Linked DNA regions of Homo sapiens: region 1 is linked to region 2. The links are chromatin loops, found by intact Hi-C in ENCODE. Cell type or tissue: Caco-2. All regions are shown on one strand. Each heading gives the region's core, and the rest is flanking DNA. Links, peaks and the distances in the headings are about the cores only. Region 1 holds the start of LOC124907729 (a long non-coding RNA gene). Region 2 holds the start of LOC105373414 (a long non-coding RNA gene).

Region 1 (2,919 bases), core at 103-2,602, 77 kb after region 2:
GGGATTACAGGTGTGAGCCACAGTGCTGGCCTAAAACTTGATTTTTGACATCCAGCTTGAAATGCTTCCATGACACTTTGGAAATAGGTGCAGCACTGACCCCATTTGTGAGCAAATGTGTTCACCAGAACATGAAATATTGGCAGAAGGCAAGATCACAGCCATGTCATGAGCAGATAGGCGAGCACATTTCAAAATAAGGAAATCTCCTTGACGGGCAGAGTGCCATGGAGTCCCTATCGTGTTGTAAGTTACATAGATGTTTGGGGATGGACAGGGATAAGGTGAGTCAGTGTGGTACGAGGGGAGATTGAAAGAGGAGGCTGCCCTCAGCCACGTCCTAAACCAAAGGGTTTCCCCAGAACATGATTCACATTAGAAAAGGACCCCAAATTCAAAAAGGACTGGGAAACCCTGGATAAATAGTAGGGCTCTCAAGATACTAAAGACTGAAAGTAAAGAAACCCTTCTGGCTCTGTTAAACCCATACTTTCCTGAGTATACAGACCACAGAACACTTTTTGGTGCAATAAGTAGAAAACCCGCACCAAATACCCGCTTGCAGGCACTTCCTGCCCCACTGCAATTTGGTCAGATGATTGTCCTTCTCCTGGACCTTGATCCTGATGGTTACAGTCCTTGTAATTAACACACATTACTTCTACCTCTACCTCCAAATGAACTACCATTTTAACCATTTTTTGTTTTCTTGTTAGACCAGAATCCTTTCTCTTTGAGTCTCAGGTATATTCTAATTGTCATCAGTTCCACTAATCTGCATAGCTATGACTTTATAGATATTATTTCTTATGGCAATAGAGCATCGATTTTATTTCTTGGAGCAGTGCTGTCCAGTAGAATTTCCCATGATGACGAAAATGGAAATCTCTCCCCTCTCTCTCTCCGCTGTATCCAGTACTCTAGCACTAGCCATGGGGAACTATTGAGCACTTTATGTGGCTAGTGCAACTGAATCTTAGTAGAATGGATTTTTTTATTTTAATCAATTTGAATTTCGATAGCCACATGTGGGTAATCACTCTCATATTGGAAAATGTAATTGTTGGGAAAACTCCCTGCCAGAACAGAAAACTGCCCTCTTTAAGCAGAGAGCAAGCTCAGACCAAAGAAAGACGTAGACCACTCCGGTCTGGGAGGTCGTCAAAGATTTATTCAGGGGGAACTTACATGTGAGGCAGTCCAGGGTGGCAGCAAGACAAGGCAGATCTTGCAATGCATGCTGTCTGTTCTCTTACACCATGAAAAGAAAAGGGAAAGGGGAAAAAAGTCACTGATGGTGTGTCAAACCTTGTGGCTGTTTTCCTAATCTATTTACTTTCTACTTAAAGGGATTGTTTGAGTTCCCTACAATCTGGACAACATTCCTAAACAGGGCTGTTTCAGGGGGAAGCAGTTATCTTGTTCCACCGGTTGCTCTATCCTACAACTCACACTGTGGCCACATACCCAGAATACATTTTCACAACAGCAATCTTAGTGGATCCTGTATACGTACGTATCTGATCCAGGAGAGAAACAAGATAATAGTTAGAAGTCACGTGAATCAGATAAAGCCACAATAACCCCTACAAGGCACAAAACATTGCTCATCACCAATCATCTCTTCAAAATACATCATGTTGAATATTCTCTTGATGTACCATTTGTATAATTTTAAACAACAAGAGCATAGATAATTTTTTGTATAATATAGCGTATAATATAGAGAAAAAGCACTATTGGAGTATAATAAATGAAACCACTTATTGGAAAAGCTAATATTAATTAGACTAAAGATAATTTTTGGAAAGATACACTTTAAATAATGATGGAAAGGTTGGAAATAACCTCCAGGGATATTCAATGTGGATCCACTCTGATGTAAAATTGACTTTCAAATGTTCCAGTGGAAAAAGCCAAATCTGAAAAATAAGAAATCTATATGACCAAAGTATTTTCGTGTGTCTATGGCCAATTCCAGAGTGGAGGGGGCAGCCTCCCCTCTGGTGAGAGTGCAATGCAGACGCCTCAGTGTTCACGAAAGGGTGCTCTGCTGCTTACGTATCTGGCAATGGGAGCATGTGGCTTTCCCTTCAGTTACAATATTGGTTATCTGACCTTCAGCTACATGTTAGAGACTCAACTTATGAACTGTCTGAATATAGCTCATTTCAAAACTCCAGCTGAGACAAATGTCATTTGCCAAGGACCCTGTTCCTTGAAGTTCCCTGAGTTTTAGCCCTGTGTCAAGATGAGTCTCTAGAAAGCTTGGACCCAACCTGTATTCCCTTCATCACAGAAGAAAAACTTCGCAGCATGGCTCAGCTTCATAAGAAACAGTCACGAGTAGAACTTTTGGGCCATTCTTGTGAGACTGGGGGGACACTGTCCGGCGTGCTACTTACTAAATCCACCCACTTGAGAAGTTGCTCACAGACAGGAGAGCCAGAAAACAATTGTTTCATGATGGACTGGAGTGTTTCATTTTCTAAGACACTGAAAAATATGTAATCAGTGTGTTTCCCTCTTTGTCTTCATCCCCAAGAAACTCAGAGCCAATTATGTGCTTATTTGCAGATTTTCTCAGCCCAAGATTTATTTATTTATTTATTTATTTATTTATTTATTTATTTATTTCTTCTTCTTCTTTTTAACAAGGCCTTTTTTTTTTCACTTCCAACATCTGGAGAAAACACATAAGGAAATGTTAATAAATAGTTACAGGAATTGATAACATTGAAATATATGTACTTCCTTATAGAGGGAAAAATAATCAGAAAAGATAGAATCTTTTAAATCAGTTTTACACAAAGAATACCAAAAAATTTAATCATAAAAACAATCTCATTTAAGAGGATTCAGTTTACTTCCTTTCCTAGGGTCAACCAAATAACTAATGTCAAATCCCCAAAGCACATA
Region 2 (2,919 bases), core at 122-2,621:
GTAAAGTGTCACATGGGTGTCAGTTTCAATTACTATTCCCCTGCTCTTATCGGAATTACTTCTCAATTCTTTGTGCTGCATACCCGTGGAATTGCGTGATGGTTTAAGACACCATAAAATAGTACACTAAAGTAAGAGAAAGACAGAAATATGAAATGACAATACTAAAGGTAAAATATTTTAGAAAGTTGCTACCTGTGCAGTGCTAAGTGACTCGCTGCCTGGAGGGCTTCTTGTGACATACCTGTATTTAGGTTTCGTGACTTGTCATTTGTTCACTCCTTCCACAAGCGTTTGTTGAGTGTTGCGAGGGGCGGGGCAGAGTCAGGCCCCAGGGTAGGGTAGTCAGACCCAGAACAGGCCACTCAGCCTCAGTAGACAGAGAGACCAGGGGTTACCTGTGGTCAATCAGGGAGGGGACAGGCGCTGTCTTCCCTCTCCCTATTTTCTAAATTAGTGCATCCACTTCCTGTGGCTTTTCCACCTCGCTCCCGTGAGTTTAAATGTGCTGAAAGCTCAGGCCCGGTCTCTAATTTTCAGGTCCTGATGGATTTTCAACAATAAGCTGAAAGGCTCTTTCAGATTCCAATTTCTTAGTGAGAAAAAAAGCCAAAGCCAAACAATTCCTAAAATGGCAAAAACCAGTTCTCCCAGTGCCCCAGCGGGCCTGCTGGGCCGTTCACCTTTGCTTTCAAACATCCAGTTCCGAGGCAGACGCGAAACCCTGCACCCTCCAGCTTGGCTCCCTCAGGCCTGGACCCCCCCTGACACCCACATGAAAGAGGAAAAGAGGCGCTTCCCCATCTCTGCACAGCTCACCATCAGAGATCCGAGCTGCTCGGCCCTCTCCCCTCACCCTGGGCTCCCCTTTTTGCCCTGTTCCAAAGCTTCCCGCCTTCGATCTCATAAGGCGGCCACCTGGCCCCTCAGCCCCATGTGTGGCTTTGACCTTCACTCGCTCCTTGGTCACAGTCCCAGGCTCCATCTGGTTTGAGCTGACCTGTGTGAATGCCCCACCCAGCGAGTGGCTCGCCCAGTCATGTGTCACCCCATGCCTGCCTGCTGGGCAAGTGATACCAGCTCAAACGCGGGCAGACCTGTCTGCTTTTCTTGTGGTTCTCTCTGCTCAGCACTGGCCTGCTTCCTGTGGGCAGCATCACTCTCCTTCATGAGTGCCCATCCCTGGGCTGCTCTCACTGGACGATAGAGTGCAGGCTTCTGCTGTAACCACTGAATTCCACCTCCGTTTCCAACCGGCCGTGTTGACTATTCCCAGAAGTTTCCCCAAATGAACTCTGACCGCATCAAAGGGAGTTTACAAAACAGGGTCAAAGCTTCATACGCCTTGGGTCTTTCTTGTCACACTCAACTAAAACAGAGTCCAGAGGTTGCGGGTAAAGCGCTTGAGGCACAAGACGTTCCTTCAAGCATACGATTCTCTGCAGACCTGGCTGCTGGAACTGCCAGGTGTAACCTGAAACCAGTTTTATCTAACAGCCACTGGAACAACCTGCTGAAATCTAACACCATCACCCACAAATCAGTGTTCGCCAGCATCCCCAAAACCTTACTAGTGCCAAGGAACTTTATTTCAAAACAATACACAGCATTTCTCCTCTTCATAAAACCTCCAAACTTCTCTGTTCTTTGGACATACGAGAGGCCACCGTTCTGTGTCTATCCCCCGAACTGCAGTTGTTGCTTCCCAAATAAAACATGTTAAACTCAGAGATTTATCTCTATGTTTTATTTAACTTCAAAACGGTAATGTAGTCTTGCTGCAGCGTCAATGACACACTAGTGAAATATTAGTGTCCGTGTTTTCACAGCCTCCTTTCGATAATGATATTAGCTAGCATCTATGGATGCTTACTCCAAATCAGGCAGGGAGATATTTTACCTGCATGATATCATGGAAGTCTCATAAGAACCCTTCTGAGGGAGATTCTGTGATTATCTTTTCTTTACATGTGAGAAAACAGAGGCCTAAAGAGGTTTGGTTAATTACCCAGAATCACACTGCTTGTAAGTGAGAATGTCTGGATGCGGCCCGGGAGGTCAGCCCCTGCCGTGCTGTGGGCCACTGTCTTAATCTGTTTCATTTCCGGCACTTTTTCTCCTTGAAGTAAACTTGCTAGGCCCTGTCTTCATGGTACCCTCTACAGGGGCAATTCATCGAGGTCTTTGATGGCTTAACACCAAGTAAGAACTAGTGGGGAGTGAAAGGAGGCAGCCCCGTCCTGGGGAATTTGAGTGGCGCTGGGTAAGAGGAGGGCTTGGGAGCCCTTCAGATCCTCTGCATCAGTGACTGTCTTTCTGTTCTGCCCTCTGAAGGCTGGTAATGATTAGATTCTCTGGAAACAAACGGAGTGGCATGAATCTGGATCCTGTCTCATCTCTGACATGTATCACCTGTGGAGCATTGGAAAATTACCTCTTCACTCTGGGCCTCAGTTTTCTCATCTGCCAAATGGCATGATAATTTGTACATGGGTCATTGTAAGGATACAAATACAATACATTGTGAGAATAATACATTGTAAGGTTAAATGAGACGAACAGAGTGAGAGCGCTCAGTGGACTATAATGTACTGAGTGAATGTCACGAGGATAATTCTTTGTTATTGGGAGATTCATGTGAGGATACTGTTTAAGATGCGATCTCACGGTTGCCCCTTGCCCTTGGCATTTCTCTATGTACTTGGCACCGTTAGGAGCTGCAGGTAGGCCAGAGTGTGATCATTACCTCCCCAAAGGGAATGAGCAGAGCAGGGTAGAGGAAAATAAGGGGGGGACTTTTTTGGTTTTCAAAAGTCTAGGCCCTTTCATGGGGAACCTTCTGGGTTGAGGGAGATGCTCTGTATATTGTTCAAACTGAGTGCTTAAGATCTGTGCATTTTCTTTTTTTGAGATAGAGTC

The links. A loop is a pair of places that touch in the nucleus more often than their neighbours do. Peaks named below come from ENCODE experiments on the same cell type or tissue, not always from the same donor. Only the 100,000 strongest peaks of a DNase experiment are listed, where the experiment ranks them.
Region 1: it touches region 2 in a loop (9-fold over the local background); 1 of 110 quality-filtered maps calls a loop at or near these places.

What each region holds. Positions count from the first base shown.
Region 1 is chr2:9,024,457-9,027,375 of GRCh38, reverse strand. LOC124907729 (a long non-coding RNA gene) reads right to left here and starts at 1,268. Exons shown (of 2, transcript XR_007086200.1): 1 at 1,189-1,268. In Caco-2, for the core only: no CTCF peak of the experiment used is centred there; a DNase peak (open chromatin) is centred at 1,415.
Region 2 is chr2:9,101,486-9,104,404 of GRCh38, reverse strand. LOC105373414 (a long non-coding RNA gene) reads right to left here and starts at 1,821. Exons shown (of 6, transcript NR_187861.1): 1 at 245-1,821; 2 at 1-126. In Caco-2, for the core only: no CTCF peak of the experiment used is centred there; DNase peaks (open chromatin) are centred at 334, 700 and 1,354.